Regions from separate parts of the Homo sapiens genome. Here region 2 is linked to region 1. Evidence: read pairs that join two places in POLR2A ChIA-PET (ENCODE). Cell type or tissue: GM12878. All regions are shown on one strand. Each heading gives the region's core, and the rest is flanking DNA. Links, peaks and the distances in the headings are about the cores only. Region 1 overlaps LOC102724146 (a long non-coding RNA gene). Region 2 overlaps EPS8 (EGFR pathway substrate 8, signaling adaptor).

The links. ChIA-PET counts read pairs that join two places held together with the same protein. Peaks named below come from ENCODE experiments on the same cell type or tissue, not always from the same donor. Only the 100,000 strongest peaks of a DNase experiment are listed, where the experiment ranks them.
Region 2: POLR2A ChIA-PET joins it to region 1 with 5 read pairs; 2 of 35 experiments call an interaction of 5 or more read pairs at or near these places.

Annotation. Positions count from the first base shown.
Region 1 is chr12:15,856,112-15,871,751 of GRCh38, reverse strand. All of the region lies in intron 2 of LOC102724146 (a long non-coding RNA gene), which reads left to right. Among named protein-coding and RNA genes, the nearest start is that of STRAP, 18 kb to the left of the region's middle. In GM12878, for the core only: no CTCF peak of the experiment used is centred there; a DNase peak (open chromatin) is centred at 7,601.
Region 2 is chr12:15,746,082-15,761,721 of GRCh38, reverse strand. The region is part of intron 1 of EPS8 (EGFR pathway substrate 8, signaling adaptor); the gene reads left to right. Among named protein-coding and RNA genes, the nearest start is that of EPS8, 35 kb to the left of the region's middle. In GM12878, for the core only: no CTCF peak of the experiment used is centred there; no DNase peak of the experiment used is centred there.

The DNA.
Region 1 (15,640 bases), core at 5,354-10,353:
TTGTGAGCTTTATATAAGACTCCGTTTCAGCTGACCAAAAATAGAAATTCTTATGTTGGCCATGAAGAAGCAAACTGCCAACAGAATGACCCCAACAGAATGAAGCTAGAAATCAATGGCAGAAGGAAGACAAAACAAATCACAAATTTCTGGAAATTAAACAACATACTTTTTTTTTTTCAAGATAGAGTCTTGCTCTGTTGCCCAGGCTAGAGTGCAGTGGCATGATCTCGGCTCACTGCAACTTCCGCCCCCTGGGTTCAAGAAATTCTCCTGCCTCAGCCTCCCAAGTAGCTGGGATTACAGGTGCCCACCACCATGCCCAGCTAATCTTTGTACTTTTAGTAGAGACAGCGTTTCACTATGTTGGCCAGGCTGGTCTCGAACTCCTGACCTCATGATCCGCCCGACTCACCCTCCCAAAGTGTTGGGATTACAGGCGTGAGCCACTGCGCCTGGCTACAGCACACTTTTAAACAACCAATAGATCAAAGAAGAAATCACAATGGAAATTAGAAAATACTTAGAGACAAATGAAAACAAGAACAGAACATACCAAAACTTATGGGACACAGTGAAAACAGTGCTAAAGGAAAAATTAATAGCTATAAATTCTTGTGTTAAAAAGAATGATCTCAAGTAAACAACCTATCTTTTACAACTCAAGGAACTAGAAAAAAAGAACAAATAAACCTAAACCTAGCAGAGGGAGGAAATAATATAAAGATTAGAGTAGAGATAAATGAAATAAAGAATAGAAAAATAATAGAGAAAAACAATGAACACAAAGTTGGTTTTTTGAAAAGATTAACAAAACTGAAAAACCTTCCGCTAGATGGACTAAGAAATAAAATAGAGAAGACTAAAATTACTAAAATTAGAAATGAGAGTGTGGACAGATCTGGCCAGGCGCGGTGGCTCATGCCTGTAATCCCAGCACTTTGGGAGGCCAAGGCAGGCGGATCACGAGGTCAGGAGATTGAGACCATCCTGGCTAACACGGTGAAACCCTGTCTCTACTAAAAATACAAAAAAAATTAGCCGGGCATGGTGGCAGGTGCCTGTAGTCCCAAGTTACTCAGGAGGCTGAGGCAGGAGAATGGCGTGAACCCAGGAGGCAGAGCATGCAGTGAGCCAAGATCATGCCGCTGCACTCCATCCTGGGTGACAGAGTGAGACTCCGTCTCAAAAAAAATAAAAAAAGAAAAAAGAAAGTGTGGACAGATCTACTGATTCTACAGAAATAAAGGTAATATACTGTGAACAATTGCACACTAATAAATTGAATAACCTAGATAAAATGAACACATTCCTAGAAACGTAAGACCTTCCTAGATTAAACCATGAAGAAATAGAAAATCTGAATAGACCTATAACTAGTAAGGAGGTTGAACCATTAATCAAATACCTTCCAACGACAACAAAAAAGCCCTGGGCCTGCTGACTTCACTGGTGAATTCTACCAAACATTTTATGAAGCACTAATCCCAATTCTTCTCAAAGTTTTCCAAAAAAATTGAAGAGAAGAAAGAATTCCTAACTCGTTCTGTGAGGCCAAAATCATCCTAATACCAAAGTAAGAGACACCAAAAGAAAATAAAACTATAGACCAATATTCCTTGTGGTCACTGATGGAAAAATTCTCAACAAAATACTAGCAAACCAAATCCAGTAGCTTATTAAAGAATTAAGCTCCATTTTAAATGGAATTTATTCCTGGCTTATAAGGATGGTTCAGTATACACACCATGAATAATGTAATACACTACATTAACAGAACAAAGGAAAATTACCACGTGATTATCTCAACTGATGCAAAAAGCATTTGACAAAACTCAAAACACTTTCATGATGAAAAAAAACTCAATAAACTAAGAATAGAAGGAAACTATCTCAATGCAATAAAAACCATATATGGAAAAAACCACAGTAAACATCATACTCAACTAAAATATAGACCAGTACAATAGAATACAGAGCCAGAAGCAAACTCTTGCATCTATAGTCCAATGATTTTTGACAAAGGGACCAAGAGAATTCAATGGGTGAAAGGACAGGCTCCTCAACAAATGAACCTGGGGAAGCTGGATAGCCACATGCTGGATATAACACCAGAGACACAGACAACAAAAGAAAAAAAAAAAAAACAGATAAATTGGGCTTCATGCAAATTTTAGAAATTTACGCATGAAAAAACATTATCAACGGAGTAAAAAGGCAACCCACAGAACAGGAGAAAATACTTGCAAATCATTTATATGATAAAAGATTGCTGTCCTGAATATACAGAGAACTCCTAAAAGAATATATATAGAACTCAACAAAAGAAACCAAACAACCAGATTTAAAAAACAGGCAAAAGTATTGAATAGATGTTTCTCCCAAGAAGATACAAAAATGACCAAGAATATGAGGGCCGAGTGCAGTGGCTCACACCTGTAATCCTAGCACTTTGTGAGGCCAAGGCAGGTGGATCATTTGAGACCAGGAATTCAAGACCAGCCTGGGCAACACAGTGAGAACTCATCTCTAAAAATGTAAAATTATTAGCCGGGCGTGGTGTAGTCCCAGCTACTCAGGCGGCTGAGGCATAAGGATTTTAAGTCCAGGAGTTGGAGGCCATAGTGAGCTCTGATCGTCCCAGTGCACTCCAGCCTGGTGACAGAGTGAGACTCAGTCTCAAAAAAAAAAAAGGAAAAAGAAAGGTGCTCAATGTTACTAATCATTTGGGAAATGCAAATCAAGTCAAAATTACAGTGAGATACCAGCTCATACTCATTTGATGACTACTATCAAAAAAACAAAAAATAACAAGTGTTTAACCCTTCGCCTATTTGTATGTTTAATCATTCATACATTGAAGGACATCTGGGTTGTTTCCAGTTTTTTGTTGTTGTTGTTGTTATGAATGGAACAGCTATGAACATTCAAATACAGGTTTCTGTGTGAACATAAATTTTCATTTCCCCTGATAAATGCCAAGAATGCAATGGCTATGTCATGTGGTACTTGTATGTTTTTTTAATTTTTATTTTTTTATTTTTTTAATTTTTTAATTGTTTATTTGTTCCATCGCCCAGACTGTAGTACAGTGGCCCAATCTTGGCTCACTGCAACCTCCGTTTCCTTGGTTCAAGTGATTCTTGTGTCTCAGCCTCCGGAGCAGCTGGGACTACAGGACCCTGCCACCATGCCTGGCTAATTTTTTGTATTTTTAGTAGAGACAGGATTTCACCATGTTGGTCAGGCTGGTCTTGAACTCCTGACCTCAAGCCATCCCAAAGTGCTGCGATTACAGGTTTGAGCCACCACACCCGGCCAGATGTTTGTTTTTTAAAAGAAACCACCAAACTTTTTCCAGAGTGGTTGCACCATTTTATATTCCCACCAGCAATGTATAAACAATCCACTTTCTCTGCATCCTCACCAGCATTTGGCGATGTCACTATTTTAGCCATTTTGATTGGTATACAGTGATATCTCACTGTGGTTTTTAATTGAATTTCCCTAATGGTTACTCATACTGAACATCTTTTTGTTTGCTTATTTGCCATTTGAATAACCTTTTGAGGGAAATCGCTGTTCATTCCTTTTGCTCTTTTCCTAATTATTTGGTTTTCTACTGTTGAATTTTGAGAGTTTGTCATATATTCTAGATACAAGTCCCTTGTCAGATATGTGATTTGCAAATATTTTCTCCTAGGATGTAGCTTGTCTTCTCTTCCTCTTAGCAGTGTTTCACAGAGAAAAAAGAAATTGATGAAATGCCATTTGTCCATTTTCCCTGCTATGAATTGTGCTTTTGGTGTCAGGTCTACGAACTCTACCTTACCCTGTATCATGTTTTTTTCCCTGACAGTGTTATGGTTTTTTGTTTTACATCTAAGGCCATGATTCATTTTGAGTTAACATATGTATAATGTGTGAGGTTTGTTCCATGTTCATTTTTTGCCTGTGGATGTCCAATTGCTGCAGCATCGTTTATTGAAAAAAACAATCCTCCTTTCATTAAATTGCTATTGTATCTTTAAAAAAAAGAATCAATTGGGGCTGGGCGCAATGGCTCATGCCTGTAATCCCAGCACTTTGGGAGGCCAGGGCGGGTGGATCACGAAGTCAGGAGATCGAGACCATCCTGGCTAACATGGTGAAACCCCGTCTCTACTAAAAATACAAAAAATTAGCCAGGCGTGGTGGCAGGCGCCTGTAGTCCCAGTTACTTGGGAGGCTGAGGCAGGAGAATCACTTGAACCAGGGAGGCAGAGGTTGCAGTGAGCCAGGATTGTGCCACTGCACTCCAGCCTGGGAGACAGAGCGAGACTCCATCTAAAAATTAAAATTAAAATTAAAAAAAATCAATTGGGCATATTTGTGTGGGTCTGTTTCTAAACTCTCTGTCTGGTTCCACTGATGTAAGTGTTTATCTCTCCACCAATATCACACTGTTTTGATTATTGTAGCTCTCTAGTATGTCATAATATCGGGTAGTGTGTACTCCTCCCGTTTATTCTTCTATAACATTTTGTAGATCAGTATTCTCAACAGGTATTATTCACATATTCAAAATAACTCCTTAATAATAGTAATAAAAACAAAACAAATATTTTGAAAATTATTAGTAGAGGAAGGACAAATCACTTTCATTATCTAAGCTACAAAAATAATATTATATAGTTGCATTTTAAATACTTGATCGTAACAATTATGTCTCTTTTCAAATTTTTTCCTGATTAATTTCTCACTGATAACAAAGACACCATTGGCATTTTATTTTTCATTGGCATATTAGGTGTATTCTGTGGGATTCCAAATACTAAGCAAAACTATGTAATAGCATTAATAATCCCTGTTGATAATAACTTAAAACGTTAAACATAGGCACGTAACAAAACTCAGGTTTACCCGCTCACAGCTCAAAAGCCAAACTTGAGAGATAAGAGTTGTTGGGAGAAAAAGCAGGTTTATTCAGGAGCCGACAACCTGAGGAGATGGTGGACTCATGTCACAAAGATCATCTCAAGTTTCTCAGGCTAGTTAGAGAGTTTTTATGGGAAGCAGGGATATGGACTATGCACAAGAGTTTACTATGTGAGGGGTAGTATGTCTGGTCTTGATGACTATCTTGAGCAGTGGGCCAGCTGGTGGTCTAGCTGGTGTCTGGTTGATTGCAACAAGAATATAGATGAACTACACACAGATGAAATACTTCCTGGGGTGAAACATTCCACAACCTTGATTTCATGCTTAGTTTTTCAAGGCCCGTTCCTGGAGTTCTTTAAGCAATGCATGTAAGTTAAGCGTTATTAAAAGCTCAGCATAGAAAGAAGTGAGGGGGAAGAAAAACAAAGAATAATAATTGTTTTTCTAAATGGGGTGGTAGTTTTAGTTACAGGCATTCATCTTCAAAAGAAATGAAACCAATTGGAAACCAATATAGGTTTAAGATTAAAAAATTAAAATTTTATTGAACAGTTTTTAAATTCTGAGTTTAAGACCTTTAAATTAAAAATGACGTATGCATTTTATTCCCCATGATTATTTGATTTTCTCAGTCCCTTAGGAATGGCTTAATTCATTTCTTTTTTTATTTTGGAGTATTACTTTCTCTCCTCTCCTCAAAAGCAGTGTTACTGCTTCCCAGATAAGAAAGAATACAATATCCACCAAACAATTACAACAGAAGTACAGAATCCATCTGGAGTATAATAACAAGACTAAAACAATATAGCAACTATCACTGTAAAAAGGACTTTGGGTGAAGGTCATCAATAGATGCCTAATCTAGAGGGATGATAAGTATGATAAGAGTAAATAATTACTATACAGGGGAGAAAATATACAACATCTTGACCAGGTGTTGGCAGAAAATTTTCCATGGATCCCCACTATTTCTGCAAATCTCATGAGCAGAAACATGCTGCATTTGGTTCTGGATTCCCTTTTAAATAATGTTTTTATTGCAAACAGCTTTAGAAGATAGACAGCTTCTCCCTCCATAGGAAAACAAAATAATGTTTATTGTTCATTATAAAACATTTGAGTTCCCTAAGCTCAAGGTCTTTCTTCTGTAATGCAACCCACTGCATATGTGGCTACTCATCAGAACCTATTTGTATTATCCCTGTGGAACTTGGGGACATTGAGAATAGATGTAAATATGCTGCTTCTCATGCTTCCAGCAGCACCATGAATAATAATATCCTTTGTGTCTGACTCAAGAAGTCAGACCAGCATCTTTCACCAGCATCAGTGAAATGTGGCAGGTTAGGTTTGTTAGCTTGCAAGTAGGGTAAAATCTCAGACCTTTCACAGTGCTTGACAACAGGATCAAAATTGACATCACCCATGAGGGATAGACTTTGCATGCTTCCAAATACTTTGAGAAGGATACAATATCACTTACAAAGTATCTGACCAGGGCTGCATAACTAAAATCTGATTACAAGGAATCATCAGGCAAACCAAAACTGAAAAACAGTTTCTTTCTTTCTTTTTTTTTTTTTTGAGACAGGGTCTTGCTTTGTTGCCCAGGCTGAAGTGTAGTGGTGCAATCACGGCTTACTACAACCTCTGTCTCCTGGGCTCGAGCGATCCTCCCATCTCAGCCTCCCAAGTAGCTGGAACTACAGATGTGCACCACCATGCCTGGCTAATTTTTGTATTTTTTGTAGAGACGGGGATTTTCACCATGTTGCCTAGGCTGGTCTTGAATTCCTGGCTCAAGCAATCTGTCCACTTTGGCCTCCCAAAGTGCTGTGATTACAGGCGTGAGCCACTGCGTCTGGCCTGAAAAACATTTTCTAAACTGACCAGTATTCTTCAAAAATGGCAATATCATGAAAGATTCTTTTAAAGTCTAGAAAACTGTTTCTGAATGAAGAAGAATACAAAGGCATGGCAATTAAATGAAATATATGATCCTAGACTAGATCCTGTGCTGGAGGGAAAAATGCTATACAGGACATTATTGGGACATTGACAAAATTAGAATATGGATTTTAGATTAAAGTATTGTATTAGTATTATGTTTCCTGAATTTGATAACTAGATTATAATCATGAGGAGAATGTTTTTGTACTTAAGAAAAATACATAGTATAAGGAGATATAAAAGCATGATGCATGAAGCCTAATCCAAAATGGTTCAGGAAAAATGAATTATGTTTTTATATGTGTATATATACATCTATACAAAGATAGGTGATAAATAATAAAGCAAATGTGAAAAATTTTAAAAATTGGAAAATGAATATGTGAATGTTCTTTGTTCTATTCTTGCAACTTTCCTATAATTTCAAATTATAGCAAAATAAGTTTTTTTAATACATGTGGAATCTATAGGATTGTATAAAACAGTCCTTTACTTCTTCCCTACTGTTGCTTATCAGTTCATTCAGATGCCGTTAAGTAAGCATCAGGAACTCTGTCCTCTTTTGTTTCCCTTTTTAGAGATGAGGTCTCGCTACATTGCCCATGTTTGCCCCAAACTCCTGGACTCAAATGAGCCTCTTGCCTCAGCCTCCCAAGTAGCTGTGGTTTCCCTTTTTATCCTTCCCTCCCCACACAACTCACTGTTTTAAAACCACATTGCCCATCTCTTATGGTCCACCTTCCTCTTTTTAATCTTTGGCACAAGTAGCTAACGCTTTCATTTTCGACAGTTTCTCCTCCATCGAGCTGCACCAAACTCCTAGTACTTTGCAAACTCTATCATTGTTGACTCAGAGCAAATGACCACTTAATATTTTTTTTAAAATGTAGTAGATACGGTCAAGTTGCCATCCTAATTTATGTCTATGCACACCTTTGCCAGTATTGTGTGTAAACTTTACCAATCTGTCAGTGGGAAATATGTCATTATTCAAATTTTATTTGCATTTGTAGTTATTAATGGTGTTGAACATTTTCATGTTTATTAGCTGTTGGTATTTTGTCATTTGTTGTAGGGGTTCAGTCAGGATGGTGGGAAAAATTGTAAAATAAACACAAACCTTCTTGGAAGACCAGAAGGTTTTTGCAAAAGCCTGGGGATAGAGTTATGGCTGAAGGCAGCCTAATCCTCTTTGAGCTATAGCATGAGTAATTAACATAGGAATGTAGAGAAGTCTATCTAAATAGCTTGTTTTGACCATCCGCGGGTGCGTGATTACTCCGGGGGAGTGCGGAGTTCCAGCAACCGCAAAGGTAATTACCTTCTAGTGGTGTTTACTTGAGACTTTTGTCATTTTATGTATGCTGAATAAATGCGGGCAGGGCCAGTGAGTGGAGAGCCTGGCTGCTACTCTTTACAACACTCTCCTTGGAGTCTGTAGTGGCCCAGATGCTCAGCTGGACTGACAAACATAATATCTGTGTCACTGTACATCATTCATCCGTCGTGGGGTCAGGGTCTGTGGGATGGACTCCCGCAATTTGTGAAATACCTTCTCATTCAGTCTTTTGACCTCTTTTAATATTGCCTTTAGGCATTTTTTAAAGAAAAATCTAACCTAGTCTGGTAGTGGGTGCCATTTAATGAGGAAGAAGGATGAGATATAATCTGCCAGCTGAAGAATAAGAAAAAGAGCTTTCCAGACAGATACTGCTCTATGTTGGGAAGGTATCTGACAAGTTTGAGGGACAGAAGGATGGGAAAGGTAAGCAAGGGTGAGTGAAAGAAGACAAGGATAAATATTACCCAGGACTTCACAGGCCAAGTTCAGAATACTAGACTTTAACCTTTGTGCAACTGGAAGCAGTAGATGACACAATCAGATTTATTTTGTTAAAACAGAACTTTGGCTGCTGCATAAAGAATGGGAATGGGAGCAGATACCAGGACAGCAGTTAGAAGTTTATTATATAATTGAGGCCAGAGATGACGGAGGCAACAATGGAGATTGTCACATTGGATTATTCAAATGTGGTTAGCAGGAAGAATTTATAGCACGATTAATGAAGGTTAGGAGAGGAAGGGAAAGGAATTTGTCAACCGATGCCTCGATTTCTCATCTAAACAACTTGATAATAGTGTTGCTATTTAACAACAGGGGACACTGAAAGAAGAGCAGTTTTGGGGAAGAATATTATACATTCAGTTTGGGACATGTTGAGTTTATGATGTGTGTAACGCATGTATAGATGATGAATAGGCTATTGGATGTCAGGTACAAACTTGGAAGAGAAGTCTGCACATTCAGGAAACTCTCTTTTCATTGTTAAATGTCACATGTGCTGCAGGTATTGTCCCAGTTCCTCTTTTGACTTGCTTTATTTTTTTATTTTTATTTTTATTTTGAGATGGAGTCTCACTCTTACGCCCAGGCTGGAGTGCAGTGGCACAATCTGGGCTCATTGTAGCCTCTGCTTCCTGGGTTCAGGCGATTCTCCTGCCTCAGCCTCCCGATTAGCTGGGATTACAGGCATGCACCACCAAGCCCAGCTAATTTTTGTATTTTTAGTAGAGACGGGGTTTCACCATGTTGGCCAGGCTAGTCTCGAACTCCTGACCTCAGGTGATCAACCTGCCTCAGCCTCCCAAAGTGCTAGGATTACAGGTGTGAGCCACTGCATCTTATCATGACTTGCTTTATTATGTTTCTAATCATACAGATGTTTTACTTGATATGGTGTGGTACAATTTGTCAATATTTTTCTTTGGGGCTTCCAGATTTTATGTCATGCTTAGAAAGGTGTTTCATACTCTTACATTATAAAAATATTAATCCATGCTTTTTAAAGTAACTTTGTGGGTTTTTTTAAATATCTAAATCTTTGATGTATATGTATTTATGTAACAGGCCAATCTTTTGCATATATGCAAGACATATAATGCAGGACAAAATAAAAAAATCAGTACTTGGAGGCACTGACAAACAACTAAAACCAGGGCAACTGTAGAGGAGAATGTACACTGGAAGAAGGAAAGGGCATTGGGCGATTTTCCCACTTTTATGACTCCTGGCCTAAAGGTAGACCACACTCACTGCCTGGTAGCATGGCAAAAACTCAGATAGAAAATCTACATTTTACCAGCTTAAAGACCCAGAGGTCATCATTCAGGAAAACCACAGCAACTAGGAAATGAGGAGACACATCTTGGAACCGAGATTCACAGAGACAAAACACTCTAAATACTGTGTACAAAGTCTGCCAACACCATGTGGGTGACTCCTGACCTACAAATGCATTGTTCAGACTACACAACCCAGCCAAGGTTAAATGACTTTATGGATTTGTGCTGCTGCCCACTGTTGAAATGAGAGTTGAGAGTTTCTTGCTTTAACAAAATATTAATAAGTAAAAGAATTTCAAAGAATTTAGAGACTCCAGAATCTCTAACTATATGATTTACAAGTTCCAGTATAAAATCCAAAATTACCGTCCATGTGAAGCAACTGAAAAATATGAAGAATCCTGAAGAGAAAATCAATACAGAACTACCCAGAGACAACCCAGATACTGGAATTAGCAGACAAGACTACTTAAAATAGTTATTACAGCTCTGCTTATAAACATAAAATATGCTCATGAATGAACAAAAACAAAATCTTCAGCAATGCAACAGAAATTATTAAAAGGAACCAAATGGAAATTATAAAACTGAAAAAATACAATAGCTGAATTAAAAACTCACTGGATGTGTCTGTTGAGTCTTCTGAGAAACAAACACCAAGAAGGAATTAGAAACACAAGAAACAGATGCAATGGGCAAAAGACCTGTGAATGATGAGGAGGAAGGGTGGGCAGGATTAAGCAGGGAGAACTTAAGGCCACAATACTGGTCTGACATTTGTGAGAGGAGAGAGGGAAAGATGGAGGACTGGGTAGAATGAGACCAGGACTGCAATGCAAATCTGAACAAGTCTTGTCCAGGGAACTACCTTGCACACTTCACTTCTGCTCACATTTCATTGTTGACAATGCACAAAGAGAAAAATTTCAGCAGAACAATTTCTAAATACGTAAATACATGGCCATACATGTAGACACAAAAAGGGCTAGAAAATATAGTTTAGCTGTGCATCTGTGTGCTCAGGAAGATAAGGAGAGTAAGTTTGAAAGGCTCAGGCACAGTTACCACAGTTACCTATTTTCACCTGCTTTTCTCTTTTTAAGTTACACCTTTTCCACTGCACTCCATCTGCTTTTTCCATTCTGTTGACTCTGTTTTGAGTCAGTTGTCTCTCAGTGCTTCAAATGTAGTTTTCACATAGAATAATTTTTTTAAACTCTGGTTTCTCTACTTAACTCTGTCAGCTACTATTGCATCTCCAGGTGTATTCACATAATTTTTTTTACAATTTTAATTTAATTTAAAAAACATTTAAATTTTTTTGTCTCATAATTTCCCCTTTTTTTTGAGTGTAGGAATATTTTTGCATAAACATTTCACTGTTTTTTTTCAGTAGTTCTTTATGTCTCTTACATTTATGTTTCTATTACTTACCTTTAAATGGTGAGAGTTCTATTGAGTTAGTCTGTTATTTGTGCAAGAACAGTATAAGTGTATTCTTTTTATTTTCCTCCCTCTTCTATTGCCCTTTGTTTTGGCTATATCCCTAGAACTTTAACTAGAGGAATGAATATCAAATTATTATTTTGGTGTGAAATTAGCAGCATATGGGGTGGGAGATCCCAAGTTATATGCCAAGTGAAGAGAACACAGAGATCTACCATGGATACTTTAGGTATTGCTTCTACCTGAACGTTTTAGACAAAAGTCAGTTGTCATGGTTTTGTGGATGGAGATATAGTTTGGTAGGCTAACTCCATCTTCCACCACGATCACCCACACTTTTCTGAGAGGAAATAGTACATTATCAGAATTAATCCATTTGAGGCTGGCAACATTTTCTCAAATGATTCACACAGAGTAATTTCAAACTAAACTGATGGTTCCAGTCATATGGACATGTTCAGGAAAAAGCCAGAAGATTCGTTTTCAGGAATTCCAGCATTATTATTTTCTAAGGAATGGGGTCAAAGCCACATTAATAGGAAAATTATAACCCCCTCATATGATGCTAGATTGTGTTGTCTTGGAAAGAAAATTAAGACTCATGATGGTGAGTTGCCCTTTTCCTTAGATAAATCAGGTAGAAAATGGCAGCAGCCTTCACTGATTAAGAGACCAATCTGGAATCAGAGCCCTCACTACCTTTACCCCACTTACAACACCAGAACCCACAGTATTCCCTTGCCAAACTCCTGTGTTTCTCTGGCAATATGCAGACCAAGGAAAACTGAAGAAAATACGTGGGGACCCTAGATGGTGGAGGATTGCATAGGGTCTGCAGGAGGAAGGTCAGGATTTGAACAGATAGAGTTCAGAAACAAGGGACAACTATATGAAAGCCTAAATCCGAGGACTTTCCGTGCTTCTTCTCTCTCTTGTGTGGTATAAGAAAAAGAATGAGATAAAGTCGTCACAACTCCTGGGTTCTTGTATTTTGCAATCACTGGGAATGCTTACTTAACTTTTCTATAAAAATAACTGCTTAAATTGCCACTATAGTTCAATGTTTATTTAGTCTGGAAACATGGAGTGGTGGTCCTTAGAAAGGCTGCCAGGCCAAATTAGTGCTGAGAGGGCACGTTTTATTCATAGTGGCCCTCCAGGGTCTAATCAGGAGACAGAAAATATACCAGTTATTTGAATAGAAACAGCTTAATATAAACAATAGTTATATAGCTATGAAGGTGTTAACTATGAAATGGTAAAAAGAGAACTCTAACAAATCATGGAAAAAGCAACTTCAGGAAGCAAGTATCACACTCAAGCCTGAGGGATCAAAGAGAGCAAGGAGAAAAACTTGAAACAGAAAAGGGCACTGTGGTCCTGAAACCCCAGCCTCCCAGGAGCAGACACCAGCTAGTTGATACTGGTGTCAGTGGTGGCGGTTGAAGTGGCTGGTGGTGGTCCTGAGGCTGGTTCTGCAAGTGGTGAAAAAGTGCAACCTGGATTCTGCTGCTGCTACAGAAAAAAATGCTACAGGAGTTAAAAAAAAAAAAAACGACCAAAAAACACAACAAACAAACAACAACAACAACAACAACAAAAACTGCAGCAGGAATAGTTTTTAATAGAACCACAAGCAGATGGGAAGCCATAAAGCAGCAAACAGGAAAAAGCTGTCCCTCCTTCCTCTCCAGCTTTGCAGTCCTCCTCTCGAGCCCCCTGCTGGAAGACCCTACCACAGAACAGCCTGGGGAAGCAAAAATGAAGTTTGGTAGAGTTCTCACCACACCATCACAAAGAGAGTAGGGTGGAGCTAACAGACAATATCTGGCACAAGGATTTAAAACAGGGCAACAGAAAATATGTCTAAAAGTGTTTGTGCCATTGATGATGCATCTAAAGGAAAATGGTAGCTTCTTAATGAACACACGTTCCTTGCCTCCCAAACACTTAGCTAATCAGCTCTCTTTCCTGTCAACGCCGCCATTTACCAAGGCACTATTAGAGAATAATCCTTGAATCTTTTATTTTTTCATACCTTGTGCTCAATTAATTAGCAACTTGTGTCAGTTCTGCCACTTAACTTGTACACGTTCAGTCACTAACCCAATTTAAGCACACATCATTTTTCACATAGTCTAAAGCAACACCCTTCTAAATGGTATTTCTGTCTCTAGTTTCATCTCCCTTTAGTGAATCTCAACCCTAGCAGCATAATAGTATCATCTGAGAAACTTTTAAAGTATCTCATTTCCAAGGACCCTGATTTAATTTGTTTGGACTGAGGTCTAGGGATTAGCACTTTTAAAGCTCCTTGGGCAGTTCTAAAGTGCAGCCAGCTTTGACAGCTATTATTTTAGTCTATCCTCCCCATTAGTGTCAAATCATTTTATTATTTTTTTGTGGTGTGCAAATCCAGTAACCTTGGTTCATTACCCAGAATTCCTCAATAATTATCCATATAAACATACAATGTAGATAAATGACAAGCCCGTGGTTCTTCTTGGTCAGTGTTCCACATACCTCTCCAACGCCTGTTAATTCTCCTCCCAGCCACTCTCACTGAACTGGAAGTTTCCAACTTCATTTTCCAACAGCATTGAGCTACTTGCAATTTCCTGAACAAAGGATACTGTCACCTATTCATGCATATGCATATTTTATTCTCTCCCAGGAAAAGAACCTCTCTCAAATGACAGCAAACTTGAAACATAGTTTAAAAAAAAAACATAATGTACTGGTAATGTTTTTAAAGCACTGTTCAAAACTAAATACTTCTTATGATATCAATTATATGAAAAGAATGTGAATACATAGAAAAAAAGTTGCAGGAAATTTATTAAAATGTTCATTGTGGGGCCGGGCACGGTGGCTCATGCCTGTAATCCCAGCACTTTGGGAGGCCAAGGTCAAGAGATCGACTAACTGGCTAACACGGTAAAAACCTGTCTCTACTAAAAATACAAAAATTAGCTGGGCGTGGTGGTGCACACCTGTAGTCCAAGCTACTTGGGAGGCTGAAGCAGGAGAATCACTTGAACCCGGGAGGCGGAGGTTGCAGTGAGTCAAGATCGTGCCACTGCACTCCAGCTTGGGTGACACAGCGAGACTCCATCTCAAAAAAAAAATGTTCATTTTGATTGTCTCTAGGTGGTGGAGTTATAGATTTTGTTTCCTTCTCTATACTTTTCTGTAGTTTAGAAATACATGATATATAAAAATGTATATTTTCCACAATGTTATATATTACACTTCTAAAGAGAAAGAATATGTAACATTGAGAAAAATCATTTACATATTTAAAAAACCACCACATGTACCTCTATATCTTATTTGATACTTGAATTAAGATAGAAGTGTTTGGTTAATAAAATAGGATAGTGGGCTTAGGCAGGAGGATGGCCTCAGGCCAGGAGTTCGATATCAGCCCAGGCAACAGTGAGATCCAGTCTCCATAGAAATTAAAAAAAAAATAGCCGGGCGTTGTGGCACTCACCTGTAGTCCTAGCTAGTTGGGAGGCTGAGATGGGAGGCCGAGGTGGAAAGAAAGACAACTTGGCCTGGGAAGTCGAGGCTGCAGTGAGATGTGCTCGCTCCACTGTATTCCAGCATGGGTGACAGAACGAAATCCTGCCTCTAAGATACAAAAAAAAAAAAAAAAGTTAGCAGGGAATACTAACATACTAACATTTATTTGCTTAAACAAGTTTTTTATACCTGTCCTACACAAAAATGCACTTTTCCTTCAGCCACCAGATGGCAATCTCTTCCCATGTATTGTTCCATTTACAACTTGCTGAAGCACCCTTTCAGGGATTGTGCATAATTTACATAAATATTTTTAATTTTCAACTAGCAAATTAAAATATTTATATTTAGAGCATATTTTAATACACATTAAGAAAATTATGAGTTTTAATTATTTAAAAATCAATTTTCTTATAAACACCTCATGTAGTATCATCTCAAGCAATTCTATCCCACAGGAATTATTCAGTCTAACTGGTGTTGTTGAAGGAAAAGCAAACTGCCATCCTCCTTCCATGTATGCCAACTAACTCCACATTGGCAGAGACCTAAGAATTGGCATTCGTAGTGGGGGAAGGGAGTCAAATTGAACCAAGCTTCCCAAGCTCAGAGCCTGGTAGGAGAGGGATATTCCTGTGGGGAATGTCCTGGTGGCACATATTCTAAATGATTC
Region 2 (15,640 bases), core at 4,634-9,633, 110 kb after region 1:
AGTTTTCCCAGCGCCATTTATTGAAGAGTCTGTCTTTTCCCCAGTGTATGTTCTTGGCACCTTTGTTGAAAATGAGTCGACTGTAGATGTGTGGATTTGTTTCTGGGTTCTCTATTCTTTTCTATTGGTCTATGTGTCTGTTTTTATTCCAGTTCCATGCCTTTTTGGTTACTATAGCTCCATAGTATAATTTGAAATCAGGTAATGTGATTCTTCCAGTTTTGTTCTTTTTGATTAGGATAGCTTTGGGTATACTGGGTCTTTTGTGGGTCCATATAAATTTTAGGATTGTTTTTTCTATTTCTGTGAAGAATGTCATGGATATTTTGACAGGGATTTCATTGAATCTGTAGATTGCTTTGGGAAGTATGGAAATTTTAACAATATTGATTCTTTCAATCCATGAACATAGAATATTTTCCATTTTTTGGTGTCCTCTTGAATTTCTTTCATCAGTGTTTTATAGTTTTCATGATAGAGATTCTTCACTTCTTTAGTTAATTCCTAGGTATTTAATTTTATGTGTGGCTGTTGTAAATGGGATTACTTTTTTTTTCTTTTTCAGATTGTTGTCTGTTGGCATGTAGAAATGCTACTGATTTTTGTAATTTGATTATATATACTGCAACTTTAATGAATTTATCAGTTTTAATAGTTTTTGATGTGGTGTCTTTAGGTTTTTCCAAATATAAGATCATATCATCTGCAGACAAGGATAATTTGGGTTTTTCTTTTCCAATTTGGATGCCCTTTCTTTCTTTCTCTTGTCTGATTGCTCTAGCTAGGAGTACTGCATTGAATAATAATGGTGAAAGTGGGCATACTTCCTGTGTGCCAGATCTTAGAGGAAAGGCTTATCAGGTTTTCCCCATTCAATATGATACTAGTTGTGGGACTGTCATATATGGCTTTTATTATGTTAAGGTATATTCTTTCTGTTCCCAGCTTTTTGAGGGTTTTTATCATGAAGGGATGTTAAATTTAATCAAATGCATTTTTGGCATCAATTGATATGATTATATGGTTTTTGTCCTTCATTCTGTTGATGGGATGTGTCACATTGATGGATTTGTTTATGTTGAACCATTCTTGTATTGGTGGGATTTATCCCACCTGGTTATGATGAATGATCTTTTAAAGGTATTATTGAATTCGGTTTGCTGGTATTTGTTTGAGGATTTGTGCATCAATATTTATTGGAGATATGGCTCATAGTTTCCCTTTTTGGTATGTCTTTGGTTCTGTTATCAGGGTAATACTGGGCTTATAGAATGAGTTTGGAAGTATTACCCTCTCCTCTATGTTTTCAGAATAGTTTGAGTAGGATTCGTATTAATTCTTCTTTAAATGTTTTGTAGAATTTAGCAGTGAAGCCATTGGGTCTTGGGCTTTTATTTTACTGGGAGATTTTTTATTACACCTTCAATTTTATTACTTATTTTTGGTCTGTTCAGGTTTTGGATTTCTTCATAGTTCAATCTTAGTAGGTTGTGTGTGTCTAGGAATTTGTCCATTTCTTCTAGATTTTCCAGTTTATTGGCATATAGTTGCTCTTAGTAGCCACTAATGATCCTTTGAATTTCTGTGGTATCAGCTGTAATGTCTACTTTTTCATCTCTGATTTTATTTACTTAGATCTTTCTTTCTTTCTTAGTATGGCTAAAGGTTCATCAATTTTGTTTATTTAGAAAACCAACTTTTAGTTTCATTGATTTTTTTTATATTTTCTTCTTTTTAATTTCTCTTATTTCTGCTCTGATCTTTATCATTTCCTTTTTTCTATGAATTTTGGGTTTGGTTTGCTCTTGCTTTTCTAGTTCTTTAAGATGCATTGTTGGGTTATTTGAAGTTTTTCTTCTTTTTTGATGTAGGCACTTATAGCTATAAACTTTCCTGTTAGTACTGCTTTTGCTGTTTCACATAGGTTTTGGTATGTTGTGTTTCCATTATCATTTGTTTCAAGAAATTCTTCAATTTCCTTCTTAGTTTCTTCATTGACCCAGTGGTCATTCGTGAGCATATTGTTTAATTTCCTTGTACTAGTATATTTTCCAAAATTTCTCTTGTTATTGATTTCTAGTTTTATTCCTTTGTGGTCAGGGAAGATGCTTGATACTATTTCAAGTTTTCTGAATGTTTAGACACTTGTTTTGTGACCTAACATATGGTCTATCTGTAACCATAATTTTATAATGAAAACACAATTGGAATTCTGTTTTTCCTACTGAAGTTTAAGAGACTGAAGACTTTTTAGTGTATAAAGGTTTAATTTGTCAGTGCTAGTATCTTTCTTAATGGATAAATATTAAATACAGTAGATGGTCATTATAATTTTTTTATTGCATAAAATTAGTTGTGTTGAATCAGATCAAAATTATGGAAGTATAGCTAATTGTTGCCTTCAAAGCATAATATACATTTATTTGGCAAGAAACTATTCAGCTTCCCAATTGAATTAATAGATGTTCCTTTTAAAATTAGTCAGTTAATCAAAACATGTTTTTTGAGGCATTTTTAGTGTATTATAGCACTCTGTTGGCAATTATGAAATCCAAAAGAAAACATAGGGGATATAACAATACCATATTATGAAATATTAACACATAAGCTAATTTTGATAATATGGTTTATATAAGAAGTATTGGAGAAGGGAGAAAGTTTAATTCCCCTGCATCTTTTAATTAAAAAATTTTAAAAAAAAATCTGTAGAAGAATCCAGAATCCAGGCTGGAGTGCATTGAATAGTACAGTGAACATATATGCTTCCTCCCCATTCACTGATTATTAGCATTTTACAGTATTTGAATGTGTTCTTCCCTGCCCCCTTGTATACATGTATGTATATTTCCCTGCCTCCAACCATTTGTTAGTAGGCCGCAGACATTAAGGCACTTCATCACTGATTATATATCTCCTAAGAACAAGGACATTCTCCTACATAACCACTATATCACTTTCATACTGAAAAAATTTAGCACTCATTGAATATTATCAGCTATACAGTCTATTTTCAAATTTCTGCAATCATATGAAAATTGCCTTCATAGCTCTTTTGTTTGTTTAAGCTAGGATCTAATCAAGGCCAATGTGTTGCGTTTAGTTATCTTGTCTCTGACAGGCCTTCTTTAATCTGTACCAGTGCTGTACAGTATGGTAGCCACTAGCCACATGTGAAATTGAAATTGATTAAACTTTAATTCAGTTCCTTACATACCAGCAACATTTCAAGTGCTCAATGGTCATATGTGGCTAATGGATACTCTGTTGAACAGCACGACCATGGAAAGTTCTATTGGAGAGATCTGGAATGTACCCCACCTCTTTTTGTCTTTGTGAAATTGATTTTTTGGAGTTCAGGCCAGTTGTCTTGTTGAATGTTCTACGTTATAGATTTGTCTTGTTTCTTCATGATTAGATTCAGGTTGTGGCAGATTGTATCTTTCAAAACTAGCTACACTAAGATACTTGGCCTATCTCACATCCTTTTTAAAAATGTGACTGACATTCCTGCAGCTGAGAGGTGGGGTCTTTGCTCTCCTTGGATGTGGACAAGGGCATGTGACTGACAGGTGACCAATGAAGTAAGGTAGAAGTCATGCTATGTGACTTAAGACTGGCTCACTCTTTCCTGGTATGCTGGCACTGGGGACTTAGTCATCACACTGTGAGGAAGCCTAGGCGGTGTGAAGATGTTACACAACTCCAGCTAAGGTCTCAAGCTGACAGTGAATAGGCCTTCAGATGATTCCAACCGCTGGCTTTTGAGTTTTCCAGTTGAGTAGGCATGAGGAGCAGATAGCTGTTCCAGCTGAGATCTGTCAGAATTCTTGATGCAAAGAAACTGTGAGAGCTAGTACCTTACGCTATTGTTCTTCTAAGCTGCTAAGTTTTGAGGAATTTATTACAGAGCAGTAAATAACTAATGCACAGGTTAAACAGTATTACAAGAGTACTGCATAAATGATGGTCTGCATTTCCTGTTGCATCACATTAGGGGGCATGTAATGTCAGTGTGACTTGTTACTGATGAGGCTTGATCACTTAAGTGGTGGCCACTTCATCTTTTTCTTTTTCTTTTTCTTTTTTTTTTCTTCAGACGGAGTCTCGCTCTGTTGCCAGGCTGGAGTGCAGTGGCGCGATCTCAACTCACTGCAACTTCTGGCTCCTGGGTTCAAGCGATTCTCCTGCCTCAGCCTCCTGAGCAACTGGGATTACAGGCATGCGCCACCACGCCTAGCTAATTTTTGTATTTTTTAGTAGAGATGAGGTTTCACCGTGTTGGCCAGGATGGTCTCGATCTCCTGACTTTGTGATCTGCCCACCTCAGCCTCCCAAAGTTCTGGGATTCCAGGTGTGAGCCACTGTGCCTGGCCCATCTCTTCATCTTAAATAAATACCTTTACCTCTTTGTTATTAATATGCAATCTGAAGGAAAGTTTAATTTTGGATAGAATCAGCTTCCACCAAGTTTCTTGTCAAGAACATTTCACTCTACACCACTGTTTTGAGGGTATTTAAAATGGTAACAATTTTAGAAATCATTTTATTCAGTCTCTCCATTTTGTAGCTTGATTTAATAAATATTTCTAGGTTTCTATTACAGTTACTAGGGACATAAAATTTATGAGATATGATCATTATCCACTTGGAGCTTATGGATGAAAACTAACATGAATGGCATTTAAGGGGTGTAGATTGGGTAATACTTAATTTGTATTTCAAGATGATTCAACTGAAAGGTTTTTATTTTCCAAAAGACTAAAATGATGTTATTATGATGACTGTAGACTCTAGTCTCCCAAGGCTGGTCAATGCTGTTTTCTGAATTATTTTCTTATCACACAGAATTAAAAGAAAACACATTTTAAGTGCACTCTTATGTTAGACGTTCTGTTAGTCCTGTAGTTTAGGGGTTTGACTGTATCTTTTTCTGAAGATAGAAATATATGTGTTTTAAAATATAGATCTGTCATGTTCCAAATTTCTTCCTACGTAAATAAGAAATAGTGAGCTAAATGAATGTCTGTGAAGTGAAGGCTGTCAGGATACTGTTGTATGATTTTTGAAAAAATATAAGGTACAATGTATTAACGAAGTATGCTAGTATCTAATATATTGTCCTAAATAGTTGTTGATTGGGTAAATTCTATATAGATGAACCATGCTTTTTAATACTGGTTGCATGCTTATGAAAAAAAGTGGATCAAAGGTAACTATATAGAGCCTTTAAAGTTTTTCTGCCAATATGAAACCATAGTTTTCTTATTGTGTTTGTTTATTTGGTTCTGATATAAGAATAATTAAGAAATACATTTTTCATTTGTTTTTGGTTTGATACTGGCAAATTTACTTATATTTTTCTGTCCCAAATTCTATTTGAATTTCTTGGTAGAACATATAATTGAAGACAAAGAAGAAATATGTCCATTTATTTCATTGTTATCTCTTTCTGGTAGAACCCTGTTGTCTAGACTACTTTGCTAATGTGGTCAGACTCATGATACTTAATTTCTTTGTAGGCTCTACAGTTTCACCTGTTACTTGCTGCTAGACTGAATATTTAGCAACATTTTTTCCTAAGTAACTGGCTACAGGAAAAACTCCATAAATGATTGAATAAATCAATCAACAGTTTAGTAAGTTAAGTCAGACTACAACTGTTGCCAAGTAAAATGGTGTTATATCTTTATACAGAGGGAAGATGTGATTAGAGCTGCTTCAGAATTATAGGAAGATATAAGAGTAATCCTATCTAGGTGGGGAAGGAGCAATCAAAATACAAATCAGTTCTGGAAAGTGTACAATTCTGAGAGGCAAGTTGCGATAGGAAGCTCTGTATGTTTAACTCTGGGAGGGTGAGATAAAGGTGAAAGAATATAGAATTATTTAAGAAATGGAGCAAAACTACAGAGTAAAGAGTTAATGTAGGGACAGGAAGGAATCATTGGGGGAAGACTTTTGAATGGCAGCAGACAGGAAGGGACGAGGGTGGAGAGAAAGCTAAATTTTTGAGTGGAGGTGTGGGTTTGGGTACTTAGGATAAAGAGACCAGTTTAAGGATTTGCCGAGGAGGGAACCCATAGAAAGAGATCACTGCTTCAGGTGGTTCCAAGATGAATACTTTCTTTTTTTGGATACATTTAGTGCTTTACATTTGCTTTTTGTGCTAAATCCTTTACTAAGTTTATCATTTCATGCAATACCTGCAACAACCCAGTGACAACATCTTTATTTTACATATGAAAGAAACAGGCTCAGAGAGATTGCTCGAAAATCAGTGGTCCTTCTGAGATGTCAGAAGCTCATCTTGGTGGGAAAGGGGGAAAGCCAGAGTTTCAGGAGTTCAGCTTACCTTGCCCCTTTTCTCCTCCAACAACAGTATCTCAGTTTTAATCTGTTGAATATATAGGTTTTGCATGTAAGATTTCATGTCAAGAAAAAAGCAAAGGCTGGGTGCAGCAGCTCATGTCTGTAATCTCAAGATGAATACTTTCAAGTGTCAAGGAGAACTTGATTTTCCAACAACTTGAAAACAGAAGGAATTGGCTGATAGACTGCAGAGGCTCTGAAAGTGTGCCTCTAGATGAGTGATGTCATCTATACTCACCTTTGGTAGATGTAATCTGTATTCAGCTTCTCTCCTGACATCTCTAACCACTAGGATCAAGCTGACCTGACCACTGGACAGCATTCTGGGTATGCGCACATCAGGCCAAGGTGGTATCTTGATTTGCAGTCGCAAGGTTTAGGCTTCAGAGGGGAAGCAGCACTGCTTCCCTTTCTACCTTGGAGAAGTGGAGTAGAAAGTAACCAGGTGGCAGAAATGCCCAGGGAGCTTAATGATTGCATTGGCCTTGTCACATCACAATATCACAGCACACATTGCTCAGCCAGTCCACATTCCTGTCTCTAACACTTGGGGGAAAAAGAGAGCTAATATTGTTGTTCTAATTTTGTAAGCTAATATGGTAGAGACTTTTTTGTTGGTTTCTTTCACAAATTTCATTCACATTTTTAGTGAAATCTTGTGGACTATTTACTTGGAACACATGAAGTTGGGTGTTCAAAGAAGGAAAAATAATTTCCAATTATGGAAAAAGGGTTTGAGAGTTCTCTGGATCTCTTTATCTATGGTGGCGTATATGACTGTTGCTCTGTTTGGACAGGGTCTAAGGATGAATAGCTATTCACTTATTCCTCACTTGCTTTCAAGCCATGCCAACTACTAAATCCTCAGATCAGCTACTAAATAAAACAAGAATATGTTATTATGTGACTCATCCTTCTTGTTTTTCCCCCTGTATTTCAAATTTAAAATGGTGTCGTGTGAAGAGATTCAAGATTTCCATTCCTGCTTTTCCCTTTCCTGCCAAGCTCATGACCTCTGCCAGCTCCATCTTTTCCTTCCTCTGCTTACAGTTTTGGTTTGAGTTCTGGATTCTTGGAGTTTATAGAACAAGAGTCATTTAAACTCTTTTTTTTTTTTTTCCAAATGGAACAAGTGTCTTAATTGAGGTCAGGCCAACACTTAGTGTGACAGAATCTTCTCCTCACCTTCCTTGGGACAGAGAGAATTCATGCCAAGGAGAATGGTGTGAAACTGTGAACCCAAAGAGTGTCCATTGGGATAAAGCTGATGCCCAGTTGGAGGCACAGCACAGTGACTGTTTTGCCAGGCTCTGTTGTTCTGTTTGGTCCCAAGCCAGATGGTGGCCTGGTGGGTGAACCATTGGCTCTGGCCTTTCTTTCACCTCCTCAGGTATAAGATGAAATACCCAGCTGTCCCTTTCCTTGCATGAGTGACCCTCTGGAAACAGTAATTGCCCTCATTGTTACTTAATGTTTACATGATTTTGTTTAAATTTGGCTTTTAAAAAATATGGTTTATTGGTAGTATGAAAGTATCAAATTAATAAAATTCAGGAGTGGAATTTATTTAACACCATATTCGAGTTTAAACAGAGCTTCTGGAGTGAGCATGAGAGAGGAAGTGGGCAGATTTGAATGAGATTGAACGAGTATAGTTCATGTATTATATATATCATTATTTTGATCACTAGAAATACGTTCAAGATGTGCTTGCATTAGAGTTTTTATTACGTGTTATCTTTTAGCCACTTTGTAACATACATAAGATGGAAATGAGCATCCAAGGTCTCCCTCAAATGGAAATATATCCACTGAATCTGATGCGACTTATGCTTTTGTCCCTGGATTGTACTGTAGTATTAGTTATGCCTTATCTGTATAATGGTAAAAGCAATAGCATTTACAGGTCTTACGATTTGTCCAGTCTCAACTGTAGTAGGAGCTATTTGAAGCTATCAAGAAGGAATTCTGAAAAAGACACAAAGACCTTGTCATTCTACAGAGCTTCATCGAGATCTTCCATTTTCATACCAGCTTTGATTTCTATGATTATGATGCATTACTAGTAGCATTCTTACAATTTTACTTAATTTTGGCTTTATTAAAAAATCTTTTTAAAAGTAACAAGAAACATCTCGGAATTTTCTTGATAATGTTTCGGAGACACATAAATGTTTCTAAACAAAGCAAAATTACTTTGGCATGTTGCAGGGGACAGGGGTGGTAGGGGTGGTGCATGTCTTCCTGCTGTGGCCCTGTCCAGAGTCTCTTGTTCAGCCCTGGATTTGCAGCTCAAAGAGATATCCTAATTTCTGAAGGATCTAGTTGCTGCCTGAGTCACATTTCTTTAAGCCACAGAGCTATAAATAAATGATGGTTATCCCACAATTGCCCCTTTTACCATAATGTAACTGAAATGATGCAACTAATATTGTTGATGTTGTTAGGAAAGTAATGGTTCTTGCCTTGCCTTTCTCATAGGATTTTATGATAATGCAATGAGATAGTGGATTCAAAGGTATTTTTAAGGTGTTATGTGACTGATAAATATAAAGAGGCATTACAATTATTACTGTTATTACAATTAATTTTCCTACTATTTTTATCATGACCAACATCATCATTATTAATATCTTCACTGTCGGGGTATAACTTCTCAGGCCCATCTCCTCTACCTCCTGAGCAGGAGAAGGGAAATCATACCCATTGGTTATTACAATTATAAAGACTTTTTTTTCTCAGATAATTTGGGGGCTCAATATAATGTTTCTGACTCTGGGCCCCTGAATTTCTTTTAATTCCATTGCTGGGAATATTTCACTCCTGCTAAAAGGCTCAACTTAGGCTAGAGGGGCCAGCTCTTTAGGGGAATTTATTTTTATTTTTTTTGTTTTTGTTTTTTTTTTGAGATGGAGTCTTGCTCTGTCGCCCAGGCTAGGGTGCAGTGGCATGATCTCAGCTCACTGCAAGCTCCGCCTCGCGGGTTCACGCCATTCTCCTGCCTTAGCCTCCCTTGTAGCTGGGACTACAGGCACCCGCCACCACACCTGGCTAATTTTTTGTATTTTTAGTAGAAACGGGGTTTCACCATGTTAGCCAGGATGGTCTCGATCTCCTGACCTCGTGATCCGCCTGCCTCGGCCTCCCAAAGTGCTGGGATTACAGGCGTGAGCCACCACGCCCGGCCTAGGGGAATTTTAATAGCTCTAATTAGGAGCTGCTTTCTTGATATCAAGTACCATTGCTAATGATTCTGTATTAACTTTGTGTCTCAGTCTGATAACTGGCCTTCTGTCTTGCTTGTATGATGAAATTCTCAACTATACCTCAAATCCAGTCACTGATTTCCTGTATTGGCACTTTGCCTTGGCCTTAGAAACCTGCCCAGAATCTCTTAATCCTCCTTGATTTTCTACACTTTTCTGGCTCTCCACCTCCCCCACGCCCATGCCTACACACATGCCAGATTTAACTCCTGCTTGAGTCTCAGTGTATTTTATCATGTAAGGGAGACTTCATCAGAAGTCTAGTTAACGTCTAACATGTTGTCTGAGCTATGGTGTAAGTAGAGTATGGTAAGAAGGATACTAAGGAGGAGGGAAAGTATAGAGGAGGGAGGGAGGAGAGAGCGAAATGGCATGAACATAGCATAAAAGTACAAGGGACGGGTATATTCTTTCATTCACTAGGTTGTGACCTTTGTAAAGGCAAAAAATCTTGCCCCCTTTTTTTACTGCTATGTCCCTAGTGTCTGAAACTGCCCAGTATTGAATCTGTCCATTAAATATTTGTTGAATAAGTGTTTGTGGAGGCACACTAATTGACCGGTTTGTCTGGAGGACACTTGAATGTGAGCTTTTTAGGACTGGGATCATTGTGGCCTTGTTTATTGCTATAGTGCCATATAGTTTTGGCAAAATGAATGAATAAATGTTGGGATCAGTGGCGTTGAGGCTAGAAGGCAGAAATTGATAATGTGGATTCTTTTTTTTGTTGAGATGGAGTCTCACTCTGTCGCCCAGGCTGGAGTGCAGTGGCGTGATCTCAGCTCACTGCAGCCTTTATCTCCCAGGTTCAAGCGATTCTCCTGCCTCAGCCTTGCTAGTAGCTGGGATTACAGGCACACACCACTACGTGTGGCTAATTTTTATATTTTTAGTAGAGACAGAGTTTCACTATGTTGGCCTGGCTGGTCTCGAACTCCTGACCTCAAGTGATCCGCCTGCCTCGTCCTCCCAAAGAGCTGGGATTTACAGGCATGTGCCACCAAGCCTGGTGATAATGTGGATTCTTGAATGCTGAACTAAGGATTTGGTCCTTATTGTGACAAGGAGAGAAACAGTGTCCTTCTGATCTTAACATTTACTTTTACTGTCTAATGTACTAAGAATTTTGTTCTTGCAATGTACTGTAATTTGAGCCGAAGGGTTCAGAAAGAAAATCCTTTTGATACTAAAAAAAGAAGGGATATTTTTACATAAGATGCTTCTTTTTGAGTTAATATAAATCCAGAATCTTAATTGGTAGATATGTTTCTAAAACATGGTCTTTAAAAATTGCTTATATGGATAGTCAACATGTTTACACACAACAATGCTGTAAGTATGTTTCTATTCAGTATCATATAAATAATAGCTATGGTTTCAAGTACTCAGCAAAGTGATGAAAAGCATCCACTGTTTTCATTCTCACTGGTCTACTTTGGCATCCTGTGGTTGGTGTTGAGCAGTTGTTCACTGCTTGAGGCTCCTTGAATCTGGGAACCAGAGTGAATATTTCCAGGTGTCAGATTCATCTCTTCATCTACCTGTACTTCTGGACTCTAACATTGTCCATATTAGACCATAAAGATGTATACTTTTCAAACACTATGATTCTGGAAAATGAAACCTATCTAGAGTACAACCCAAATGCTCAAATTGAGTGGGGGGAGTTTATCTTGATAGACATATGTAAAGGAATTTCTTTTTTAGGTTTTTATCTTCACTGAGTGATTGGACTGCTTATGGGATCAAAGCATCTTGGATTGCAATAAACATTGTTTCATGTAAATAGGAGAATTTTTTTGTGTGTGTGCATGTGCATGTATGTCTGCCATAGGATGTAGTGTAAAGCCAAGCTTGCTTGTCAGGGACAATTGCTTTGTTAGCTATGAACTAAAACTGGAGTTGGAATTAGGGCAGGGCCGTGGCAAACACTCACTGAGCACTGGAGTGGCAGGTGTATCCTCTACAGGGTGGGAGATCGTTGTCACTCTTGGCTCCCCGTTTTCTTCTTATCTTCATCCAAGCACCCGGCAGGTTTAGAGAGATAGAGTCCAATTCTGGAGGCAGTTGTCCTCAGCAGGGAGAAACAGAGGAAAGTTATCTGAAATCTTAGACAAAAGGAACAAAAGGCAGTGGGCTTTTAGGTTTCTGAAGTGTAACTATTCTACAGAAGGAGATTCGTTTTTCTTAGATGAATTACTATAGTCTACTAGATTTTGTTTACATAAGGAACTGATTTATTTTGGGCTTACTGGTGTGTGGAAGCACAACTAATATTCCCTAACTAATGTTAGAAAACAGAAAATAAAGAAGAAAATATCTATAATCTCAACATGTAATCACTTAATTTTATATTTGATTTTAATGAACAATGCAATATGAAGATATTATGAACAATATGATATATGTTGTTTTGATTAGGTTAATTTTTCTTCCTACCACTACCACTATCATAATGGTTATTGTCATCATCAAGTATTTATTGAGTCCCTTCTCTGAGTGAGGCATAGTCGCAGCCAGAGTGAAGAAGATAAACAAAAGGCGTGTGTTTTCTTGTAAGGAGATTATTTTCTATTTTGGACTGAACATATATCTTGGAAACAAATTACAATAAATGATTTATTCATTAGGCAAATGATTATTGAGCTCTATTATGTGCAGGCCCTTTGCTTAGCATTTGAGAAATAATGTTGAACAAGACATTCCTGCTCTTGAGTATACTGTGCAGGGTAAGTGATAGACAAGCAAATAAGAATTTCAATAAATTATAATGCATGAATTGTCAATGAAATGCCACAGACAGCGAGTGCTATAAAAGGATATTATATTAAAAGATATATTGAAAAACCTATTGGACAGTGTTGGAAACCAGAATAAATTTTTTTTTAATTACTTGTTTCCTATATTGGCCCTTAGTGAGAGCCTAAGGCATAATCTTAAATAGTCAGGTAATCAATACATTTTATGACAAATTAAGGTAATATAGTTCAACAGTATTACATTTAGCTCTTCCAAAAGAACACTAGGATGGATCTTGACAAAAATAGTTAAAAGGGCCTTAAGTTCTCTCTAGCATCAGTTGTCTCAGTATTTGCTTTTGCTGGAGTTTAACATTAACATTTGACAAGTACATAAAGTGCTGATGTTCTATGGTATGAAAGGAAGAGAAGACTATACGTTTTATATTCTGGATTAGCAAGTGTCAAAGTTAGCATTCCATTATGAAAATTAGGAAACCAGATAGGCTTTTTTTGGTGAGGCGGGGCTAGGCAATGGATGTTTTCGCCCTTTCAGGAGGATATGTGAATAAAAGAGAAAAAGCTTAGATCTGTTATACATTGGATATTCTGTCTTTACCTGACATAAAACTTGTTGCAGAATAGAATTTTCTATCTAGAGTTATTCCATTTTAAACTAACTGGGCATATTTTCTTTTCTTTATATCAGATGAAAGGAATGAAAGCTACGTGTTTATACTTTATTTGAGTTGTTCAGATCCAGAGTGAAAAATACCAAGGGAGCTGTGGAATTTCTCTCCCTGGAGATCTTTAAGAAAAGGTGTAGGTATTCAGACACTTAATTCACTGAAATTGTTTCTGTAGAGTTTTGTGTGTCCTACTTTAAAAAAAAACAAGATGTGTAAAAACCCAGACTTAGAAAATTGATATTATTGAGGATAATTCTTTCCTTTCTAATCCTCATCACTTTAGTTTTCCTACTAGGTGAATTTATTTGGTAATAGATGAATACTTAAAATTGGTGAGCATTTGACTTAAGAATATTACTTCATAATATTTTAATTGATATTTGTGAAGAATTTCGAAGTTTTCAAAACATTTTACATTATTATATCATTTGCTTCTCAGTGATCTTATGCAGTAGACAAGGTTGGTATTATGATTATTTCCCATTTTGCTGTTAAGGAATCTGAGGATAAGAGGCTCTGAGATTTGACTGTGGGTTATTAAGTTGCGGGGCTTGGCACAGACCTTTTGATAGCAAATTCTCTGCCTTTTTTGCATGCATGAGGCATTACTTTTTTTTGTTTTGTTTTTGTTTTTGATTTTGAGATGGAGTCTTGCTCTGTTGCCAAGGCTGGAGTGCAGTGGTGTGATCTCGGCTCACTGCAATCTCCGCCTCCCGGGTTCAAGCGATTCTCCTGCCTCAGACTCCCGAGTAGCTGGGACTACAGGTGCCTGCCACCACGTCCGGCTAATTCTTTGTATTTTTAGTAGAGACGGGGTTTCACCGTGTTAGCCAGGATGGTCTCGATCTCCTGACCTCGTGATCCGCCCACCTCGGCCTCCCAAAGTGCTGGGATTACAGGCGTGAGCCACTGCGCCTGGCTATTTTTTTTCTTAAATTGGAGTATTTGTCCTGTTTTATATTGAAATCAAGTCACTGAAGATTCTGGAGAATAGGATAATATCTCTGGATCATTCATTTCTTCTTTCTGTAAGCTGAATGATGGCTGAGGGAAAGGAAAATATGTTTTGGGCTCCCCCCAAGTTACTTTTTTGATCATTTGCCACTTTCTTACTAATGCAGTGTTGTAGATGGTAACTGGGGGTTCTCTATCAGTTCACAAAAATAATTTAACTTATAAGATTACTGAATTGGTAGTACTGGAACTAACCAGCTGCTCCTAAAATAGTGCATTTTGGTTTGAAAAACAGATTGGGTTTCTAGGAAATGGAGTAAGTTTGTTAATGTACTAAGATTAAGCACTTTCTGATAACCATATTAGCTATATATAGTATCCACTTCAGCTTACCATTAATAAATTAGACCATGCACTTAAAAGAACCAAAATAAAATCAGTTTATTAACTATTGAGTCTTTACATTAGAGCCACAGTTTATACAGGTTAAGTTTTAAAGTTAATATCCAAATGTGTACAGCAAATAATCTCTAGCAAGAAAAATAGGATATATTATTGAGGGTTACTAGGTTGGCTTTATGCATTGAGATAATTTTACTTTGTAGTTCTGGTTTGAAAAGTTTGTTTATTTTCTCTGAACACTTCCTGCGTACAAAATATGTATTGACTGTTGAGGATTTAAAAATATCAGAAAAAGGCAAAGAAGAAAGGAGTCCCTTGTTAACCCCTCTGTTTTAGAATAGTTTTGGTAAGAAAGGAGGGTGAGTTCATTTTATAAGAAGAACTAGTTAGTAGGGCACTATGGTAACTAACATAATTCAGGAGCATGCAAACAGTAGTGGACAGTAGGAGTATATGCTTAGGGGGATGCTTGTAGATGAGTTTGATTAGCTAAATTATGGTGGGCCATGAATTCCAGGATAAGAGATTTGTTGTTTTTCAATAGAAGGGATTCCAGAGCTCTTCTAATCCAGGACTTGCTTTTCAGGTAAGGAAACCAAATTGAGTTGCTCAAATTACTGAGTAGAGGAACTGGGGCTGGAACCCAAGCTTCTTGATTAATAAGTTAATGTTTCTTCTGTTATACGATCTCATGTGTTGCCAATGTTGGTTCTGGGAGAGAGGAAAGCAAAATAAAAGCAGTGCTTTTTGAATAAATTCTTATAGTCTTAGAAAAAGAAGATTGATTAGAAGGGGGAAGTTATTTAAAATTGGAAGACCAGTTAAGCTCATTTTGATTATCCAGACATGTGATGATGGAGTCATCAATGGCTAGAGTGATGAGGAGAAAGGAAGTGCCATTAAAATCAGTGAGAAAATTTGAAGAGTAAGCTTATGGTGGGAAAGATCAGGTTCAATTTTGAACAAATTAGAAATCAAGCAGAAATGTTTGATTAGGCAGATAGCAATATGGGGCTGATATTCTTGGTGTTAAATTATATTTAGCAGCTAAAGAGGATTGACTAGCTGGTTAGCATGCAATATAATCCTTTCACACAGTGCTACTGAGGGCAGTTGAGTTCTAGGAAGTCTCCCCCTGACTCCTGCTTCAAGGAAAAATTAGTTCTCTATTAGATGCATCACTGACTGAAACATTTGTTTAATAAACTGGTATAGGCAAACT